Linked DNA regions of Homo sapiens: region 1 is linked to region 2. A link is an interaction called in ENCODE POLR2A ChIA-PET data of the cell type or tissue named here. Cell type or tissue: PC-9. All regions are shown on one strand. Links, peaks and the distances in the headings refer to the core of each region. The heading gives the core; the rest is flanking DNA.

Evidence for each region. ChIA-PET counts read pairs that join two places held together with the same protein. Peaks named below come from ENCODE experiments on the same cell type or tissue, not always from the same donor. Only the 100,000 strongest peaks of a DNase experiment are listed, where the experiment ranks them.
Region 1: POLR2A ChIA-PET joins it to region 2 with 6 read pairs; 1 of 35 experiments calls an interaction of 5 or more read pairs at or near these places.

Annotation. Positions count from the first base shown.
Region 1 is chr13:113,328,918-113,333,298 of GRCh38, reverse strand. All of the region lies in intron 5 of GRTP1 (growth hormone regulated TBC protein 1), which reads left to right. Among named protein-coding and RNA genes, the nearest start is that of GRTP1-AS1, 21 kb to the left of the region's middle. In PC-9, for the core only: no CTCF peak of the experiment used is centred there; a DNase peak (open chromatin) is centred at 1,698; H3K4me3 peaks cover 417 bases; H3K27ac peaks cover 559 bases.
Region 2 is chr13:112,893,155-112,897,535 of GRCh38, reverse strand. It overlaps a transcript of MCF2L not described here. Among named protein-coding and RNA genes, the nearest start is that of MCF2L-AS1, 73 kb to the left of the region's middle. In PC-9, for the core only: no CTCF peak of the experiment used is centred there; no DNase peak of the experiment used is centred there; H3K4me3 peaks cover 357 bases; H3K27me3 peaks cover 3,349 bases.

The sequences.
Region 1 (4,381 bases), core at 131-4,130, 440 kb before region 2:
CCTGGGCTGTGTGTCTTAGCATTGCCCCGGGTTACACGTGAGGAACCCTTGGGCCCCTTCGGTCTGTGCGTGGGAATCTGCACCTCTTTCTCTTCCTGTCCAAGCACTTGGGTAAGCCAACCCTCCGAGCTCGGCGCCTCAGGCTTTCCTGATGAGGATACCCCAGCGCCCTCCGGCTGGGCCCCTCTCCTCGAAATTTCCTGCAGACTGGTGGCTGAATCAAGACCTGATGTCATGAGTCCATTAGAAGAGGCGGGATAAATGCTGGTCCCTTGGCTTTATGTCCCCGCCCTCAAAATAATAAATTGGCGTCTGGTCACTAGAAGGCGGTTGGTCAGTGCTGTGTGTCCATGTCAACTGTGGACTCCTGGGCTGCACACACTGGAGGGTTTTTATCCTTCTTGAAGCTCAGGTTGGCCCATCTGTGGCCAGCGGGAGCCTCTTCTGGTTGGCCCCTGAGTCCTGTGGATGTGAATGTGGCGCCGACGGCTTCCTCGAGTCTGCAGGACAGGCTACTCTGGGCTCACCCCATGGGCCTTCTGCCCCAGACCTGGACCCGCCTGTTTCTCCAGGAAACTCTGGCGTAATGTGTGTCACTGGGCCTTTGTCAGTGTGGCTCCTGAAGCTTGTTCTTGGGTGGATTCCTCGGGATGTGTTTGTGGGAACTGTCCTTACGGAGTGCTTGAAGACCGTCGGGTGGGATCTGGGAACTGGGAGGTGGTGTCGGTGTTGACTAGTGTCGAGGTGGCCATACTGTTGTTTGGGGAAGCACGCCCTGGAGTATTTGGTGCGATGGGGCAGTGAGTGTGCAGCTCTGCCTCACACAGTCCAGGGGATGGAGGCAGGTGTGCGTGTGCACGTGTGTGCCTGTGTGGTGTGCGTGTGCACGTGTGTACCTGTGTGTGGCGTGCGTGTGCGTGTGTGGTGTGCGTGTGCACGTGTGTACCTGTGTGTGGCGTGCGTGTGCACGTGTGTACCTGTGTGTGGCGTGCGTGTGCACGTGTGGTGTGTGTGTGCACGTGTGTACCTGTGTGTGGTGTGCGTGTGCACGTGTGTACCTGTGTGTGGTGTGCGTGCAGATAGGGAGGTGACGGGGGAGCAAATGTGCTGAAATGTTCACAGTCAGGGAATCTGATGGGGATGTGGGGGTTCTTTGTGCAGTTCTTATTGTTGCTATTTCATGGCTAGGTTTTTTAAAATTTATTTTTTATTTTGTTGCCCAGGCTGGTCTGGAACTCCTGGGCTCAAGCAATCCTCCCACCTCGGCCTCCCAGAGTGCTGGGATTACAGGCATAAGACATGGCACCCGGCCCAAAATACCTTTTTTTAAATGTAAACAAAAGGCTAGGCATGGTGGGTCACGCCTGTAATCTCAGCACTTTGGGAGGCCGAGGTGGGTGGATCGCCTGAGGTCAGGAATTCGAGACCAGCCTGGCCAACATGATGAAACCCCGTCTCTACTAAAAATACAAAAAATTAGCCGGGCCTGGTGTCGGATGCCTGTGATCCCAGCTACTCAGGAGGCTGAGGCAGGAGAATCGCTTTAACCTGGGAGGCGGAGGTTGCAGTGAGCCGAGATTATACCACTGCACTCCAGCCTGGGTGACAGAGTGAGACTCTGTCTAAAAAAAAAAAAAAAAAAAAAAAAAAGTAAACCAAACAGCAAAACCAGCCTTGCAGCTTCCTTGCTGTAACCTGAGCTGCGTCTGAGAAGGCTCACGCCCTGTAAGGGCTGTGCCACGCCGAAGTCTTCTCAGGAAAAGAGATGCAGAGAGGCTGGCTCGGGCAGTGGGGGTGCGCAGCTGCTGGGTGGGCACCCGGGTGGCTCCTGCACTGGCTGTCCTTGCTGTGCCTTCTTGGCATCTCCTCCTGGGCCGCCTCCCATGCTGCAGCCCGTGCCTCCTGGTATCCCAGCCCCGCAGCTGTGGTCACTCACAGAGGCAAGGCCATCCTGGTAGCAGCCGCCCCTGAGCCCCCAACCCCCAGGTCATGCACCTGGTCTCTGCCATGGTCAATCCTGTGGCTCAGATGAGGAGCAAAGACCATGTCTGTTGGGAAGAGGTGGATTCCTCCTATCTGGATGGAAGCCGGGGCTGGGCAGGTGCTTCTTCACAGGAGAGCTGCGACCGGTTTCCATGCACACACCCGGGTTCCCATGCACACACCTAGGCTTTCGTGCACACACCCGGGCTCCCATGCACACACCTGGGCTCCCGTGCACACACCTGGGTTTCCATCCACGCACCTGGGCTCCCATGCACACACCTGTGCTCCAATGCACACACCTGGCTTTCCATGCACACGCCTGGGCTCCCATGCACACACTGGGCTCCCATGCACACACCTGGTTTTCCATGCACACACCTGGGCTCCCATGCACACACCCGGGCTCCCATGCACACACCCGGGTTTCCATGCACACACCTGGGCTTCCATGCACACACCTGGGTTTCCTTCCACACACCTGGGCTCCCATGCACACACCTGGGTTTCCATCCACGCACCTGGGCTCCATGCACGCACCTGAGTTTCCACGCACACACCTGGGCTCCCATGCACACACCTGGGTTTCCATGCACACACCCGGGTTTCCATGCACACACCTGGGCTCCCATGCACACACCTGGGTTTCCATGCACACACCTGGGCTCCCATGCACACACCTGGGCTCCCATGCACACACCTGGGCTCCCATGCACACACCTGGGTTTCCATGCACACACCTGGGCTCCCATGCACACACCTGGGCTCCCATGCACACACCTGGGTTTCCATGCACACACCTGGGCTCCCATGCACACACCTGGGCTCCCATGCACACACCTGGGTTTTTATGCACACACCCGGGCTCCCATGCACACACCCGGGCTCCCATGCACACACCCGGGTTTCCATGCACACACCTGGGCTTCCATGCACACACCTGGGTTTCCTTCCACACACCTGGGCTCCCATGCACACACCTGGGTTTCCATCCACGCACCTGGGCTCCATGCACGCACCTGAGTTTCCACGCACACACCTGGGCTCCCATGCACACACCTGGGTTTCCATGCACACACCCGGGTTTCCATCCACGCACCTGGGCTCCCATGCACACATCTGGGTTTCCATCCACGCACCTGGGCTCCCATGCACGCACCTGAGTTTCCATGCACACTCCTGGGTTTCCATGCACACACCCGGGTTTCCATGCACACACCCGGGTTTCCATGCACGCACCCGGGTTTCCATGCACGCACCCGGGTTTCCATGCAGGCACCTGGGTTTCCATGTACGCACCTGGGCTCCCATGCACGCACCCGGGCTCCCATGCACACACCTGGTTTTCCATGCACACTTGCATCAGCTACATCCCCTGCCCACCTGGGCGCCCAGCTCCCTCCTTGGCATTGACGCCATTATCTCATTCACGTAACCATTTTCTGATTATCTTTTATGAGTCACTTCCATTGTGTTAATACTGAAGAAGAGGGAGAAGTCTAGATAAAGATCGGAACCGCCCACTACCCCTATCAGTGGGGGTGAGCCCCACAAATGGTATTTTTGGTGCAAGCCTGGGTCGTCTTTTCTATGCACATGGGGCAGCTATTTTAGAAACACTTGGAGTGCTTTGTATGTAGTCCCGCATCCCATCTTTTTCATTTGACATCACGTGGTGGGAATTTCCACACATCTTGCAGTAATTTATTTTTATTTTTATTTTTTATTTTTTGAGATGGAGTTTCACTCTGTTGCCCAGGCTGGAGTGCAGTGGCACGATCTCGGCTCACTGCAACCTTCATCTCCCGGGTCAAGCAATTCTCCTGCTCAGCCTCCTGAGTAGCTGAGTAGCTGGGATTACAGGTGCTGGCCACCACGCCCAGCTAATTTTTGTATTTTTAGTAGAGATGGGTTTTCACCATGTTGGCCCGGCTAGTCTCAAACTTCTGACCTCAGGTGATCTACCCGTCTCAGCCTCCCAAAGTGCTGCGATTACAGGTGTGAGCCACTGCACCCGGCCAATGCGGTAATTTTTAAGCTCTCTCCCAATGTCTCCGTGGCACTGCAGAGTGTGTTATGCGTGGATTATACCTTCCTTAACTGTCGGTGGCCAGGGAGGAAGAAAGGTCTTCCCCTGTACACCTTAGGTCCCCCAGCTGGGCTCTGTACATGGGACTGGCCGAAGACTGAATAATGAGTGAGAAAAAGACGCTTATCAACACGTGTCACGCACACCCTGGAGAGCACCCGGATCGGGGGACATAAAGCGTGGCTGGCGCCTGGGCGCATTCACCATCCTGGGCAGCCTGCTACCTTCAGGCTTCTGGGCAGGGAAGGGAACCAGGAGAATTTAGTCCACAGGCTGCTTTGTAAGGTTTGAGATGCATCAGGCTTCTGG
Region 2 (4,381 bases), core at 218-4,217:
TTCATCCGGGACGTCCCACAGCTTCCCAGCTCTGGTTCCAATGGCCGCTTGAGCCATCATTGTCCCTGCTGTGGAACCCCATGGGGACGACCTTTCAGGGCTCCGAGGAGATCCCAGGCATGGCTGGGGAGGAGGAGTGGGCTTCCTGTGAACCCCGCAGAGCCGGCTGGGGCAGCCCTGATGCTCAACTGAGTCCGGTTCATGCTGGGCTCCTGACCACCACGTTCACGATGGTGGCCCTCACAGATGTCCAAAAGCTTCTCGGTGGCCATACCGTGTCCCGTATCCTACCGTTGGCTGAAAGCTCGGAGAGGTTCACTTTAGGACGCCAGGAGCGACCCTCATGATGTAGCTTTCCCAAAGCGGGGGTTGCCATGAACAGGCCATGTGAGTCAGAGGCCACCAAGGCCCCTGGACAAGACTTGAAATTCTCAAAGTGCCACTGCTGCTTCCAGCTGGCCACGCACTAAAGACTCTGCCACCCGCACTCCGAGCTGGGGCCCTGTGCTCTGCCGGCCTGGCCTCCTCTCAGGGTGGGCTCTCAGCCTGCATGGCCCCTGACCAGTGCCCTGCTGTCCCCTGAAGGACCCTCCACAGGGAATCCACTGATGACTCAAGTTGGAACCTAGAAACACCACTGAGTACCTGCCGAAGACGCAGGGCCCTGTTCCATCTGTGAGGCGGGAAGCTCTGTGGTGGGACTCAGGAACCTGCATTGGGATGCCAGAGGGATGCTGTCACCAAGATGCAGCCCAGAGCCGTGCACCTGCCACATGAGAGTCTCACAGCGTCCTTGGGAGCCATTGCAGACAGTGAAGCGGGGTGGGCTGAACAGAAAGGTGAGCTGCACCCAGAACCTTACAACTCCATCCTTCTGGTCACAGTGCTAACTGTGGCTGCTCCAGGAGCCTCCAAAAATGATCCCAAATCATCTCAACTGGTGACAAAAGGCTGCCAACCGGTGGCGTTCCTGGCCAGTCTATCTACACGACTCATCTCCTCCATGCCCTCTGCCAATCCCAGGCCTTCTCCCACCACGTTACAAATGCAAATTACATGGCTGTAAAGACAGGGGGGGCCTCTCTTCTGAAGTGACCTGGAGTCACCAAGAGGCTGCCTTTCCAAAATAAACGTTCAGATTCCAGTCAAAGTCTTCCCTGGGGTCCTCGATGTGAGCAAGGGTGCATCTCCACAGCAGAGGTGACTGGGACCACCCATTTGGGGACCAGGTAAAGGGAAACCTCAGGAGGAGGCCTCGGGGGGGCGGTGAAGAGACCTGAATTCCAGAGAAGGACAGATGTGAAGCTGCACACAGACCTTTCATCTTGCAGCGAATCCATCACCTTGGTGAGGATGATGACTGTGCCCCTTCCCCTCTGCACCTGGCTGTGCCTGCAGGCCCTGAAGTCAGCACAGTGATGGGGGAGGTGGTGCCACGGGGTCCCTGCCAAAGTCTGCAGGTTCCTAAGCCCACCGTCTAACGTTGCAGACCCTTCACGGATTCCAGCAGTTTCCCACAATCTCAGGTTTCACAGCAATTCTGTCAGGCCCCCAGGGGAGGGGCCCCCCTCATTTCACAGACGTGTGGGGGGTTCTTGGGGATACCCAATGTGGAAGTTTGAGCCACGGACACCTGGGCCCCTACACAGCCCGGTGAAATCGGGGACACCGGGACCGCTGCACAGCCCGGTGAAATCGGGGACGCCTGGGCCCCTGCACAGCCCGGTGAAGTTGGGACCTGGGAGGGCGGAGCCGGCCCCACAGGATGGGGAAGAGCTGAAGGAGAGTCCTGAGGGAGCCTTAAAACCCGGGTCTCCTGCCCACCTAGCTGTCAGCTTGCCCCAGAGTCCTCACTGCCCCCCTGGGACTGAGGGCTCCACAGGCTCCCGGGGTCCCGTCCCCCCAGCTACCCACGGAGGCTGCAGAACTCAGGCAATGCCTGGGTGTGCACTCCGTTCTCACGACCAGCCCTGGACCCCTCGCTCCACAGTTCGCATGTTAGGAGTCCTGGGGGCTAGAGGCTCCTCCTCAGTCCCAGCATCCAGCACCCACCTGGCCATGTGGGTCTCCTGCTTGCCAGGGAGGGGACCACACCGACACTCTGCAGCCTGCAGCCCTGGGGACTGCATTTCTATTTTTGTGGTCAGCCGTGTCGGTCCCCGTGGCCACACATCCTGGGGCCTCCTACAGCCATGCCGGCACATCCTGCCTGGGCGGCCCGGGCCACCTTAACCCCTTCGGGGTCCCGGCTCTGTGAGGGTCATGCGGGCCACGCCCCTGGGCGGGAGTCTCCAGGGAGTGAGCCTGCCTGGGCTCCAGAGCCCCCTCTGGCCCAGCCCTCCCGCAGCATCCTATATAAGGGTCTGAAGCAAGGCCAGGGGCCCACAGCTGGGAGAAGAGCCACAGAGGGCCCACGGCAACCAAGCCAGGTCAAAAGGAGCTCCCAGGAGGAGTCCGCCCAGCCCGCGCTCCACGGCCTTCCCGCTGTCTGTTTGGGGACCTGTGGCCAAGGGGACCCTGGCCCGGGACAAGCAGGCAGATGAAAGATGCAGATGTGGGCCCGACCCCAGGCTACCCTCCCCTCCAGCACTGTCCCCAGCCACCAGGTGTGGGCCCGACCCCAGCCGGACCCCAGGCTACCCTTCCCTCCAGCCCTGTCCCTAGGCGCTGTCCTGGACACTGGCCCCCCATCGCTCTGGCAGGAAGGGGTGGGCAGAGCTCCCGGGGTGGTCCTACGAGGTGCCCAAGGGATCGTCGGCAGAAGCCCGTCCAGGGGGTGACACCTGCCGGGGTGTGAGGGCCCCCGTGACAATGCGGAGGGGCCCTGGGCGCCTGGACACTCGCGGGGTCTCCTCCACTGCCATTTCGAGCCCCCCAGGCGCCTCGAAGTTCCCAGCGCAGGACGCTGGGCAGGGGCCGCGGGGGCCGATCCCAGGCCGCCCTGACCGCGAGCCGGGTCCCAGCGCCTGTCCCCAGCCAGGCTAAGGGGGACGCGGGGGAGACGGCCCCGCTCCGGGAGCGACCGCGACGCTTCCTGCCCGGCTCCGCCCCGCGCCCCCTCCCGTCACCCCCGCGCCCCCTCCAGGCCCCCGCCCCGCGCGCACCTGCCGCCCGTGGTGCTGCCCTCCCGCGTCCGCCGAGCTCCGCGCCCCGCAGGTGTCCGCGCGTCCTGACGCCTCCTCCCAGGGCTGCGCCGACACTGGGCGGGGAGAGAGAAGGGGCGGGGCGGGGCGGGGGCGGGCCGGAGGGGGAGGGGCGGAGAGGGGCCCGGGGGCGGGGGCGGGGCGGGGGCCAGAGCCCAGAGCGGAGGGGGAAGGGCGGCGAGGCGGGGCGATGGGAACAGCCTGCCCCTCTCCCCCTCTCCCCCTCTCCCACCCATTGCTCTCCTCACCCATCCCCCTCTTCCCCCTCCTCCCCGCCGTGCCCGAGGCGGGGGAGGGGGCGACAGGGGGAGGTGTGACCGGGGCGGGCAGCGGGGCGGGGTCGTGCCTAATGGGTGCAGTTCCTGCCACCTGGGGTCACCCTCGGCCCCTTCCAGAGGGGAGAGGGCTGGACAAGGGGACGGGTCGGAGGTCTTCTGGGGCCCAGGCCTCACTTCCTTGGGCTCACATGTAAAACGGGGTCCCACCTGCCCCCCTGGATCCGAGCCAGCTGGCAGGGAAGTTGTGTCCACTCTGAAGCCCCACAGGGACCCAGCTGGGATCGCCCTAGCTGGGATCGCCCTAGCTGGACCCTTCCCTGCAGCTTCCCAGGAGAAAGCTGGGGCACGTGGGACAGGGCTGGGGCCGCTGGAATGTGGCCCAGCTGAGCTGACCAGCCTGTGACATCAGAGAAGTCACTAACAAACCCTTCTGGCCTGTGTTCTCATCTGTGCAGCCGTCCCAGAGCGTCCTGGGGTCCACGGGTTAGTGCACACAGAGCTCCCAGCATGCCAAAGAGCAGACAGATTACCAGTTAACTAGGTTAGCAGCAGAAATCAGGGCTGCCCCTGTTACGTATCAGAAGGGCTAGGGTTTCCCATGTTTAGGTCCTAGGGTAAAAAGGGACAAGAACCCACCTCACTCCTCAGTACTGGAGTGGGTAAGGAGCCGCTGGTCTGTGGGTCGCGGTACAGGACGCTGGCCCCTGTCAGCGCGGCCTCACTTTGGTACCTAACAGTGCAGCAGAAGTTGTTTGCAAAACAAACAAAACAAAACAAAAAAACTATAAAAGACCCCACCATTTAATTCTTGTGTCTCCAAGATTCAGTGGAAACTTATTGATAACTTAAAAACAAAGTAAAGTGGCATAAAAAGGTGAAATCATGGAAGATGTGGACCCAGCTATAGACTTTAGCACTTGCAGTTGGAGCTTTAAAATGTCTCCATTTAGTGGGTAAAAA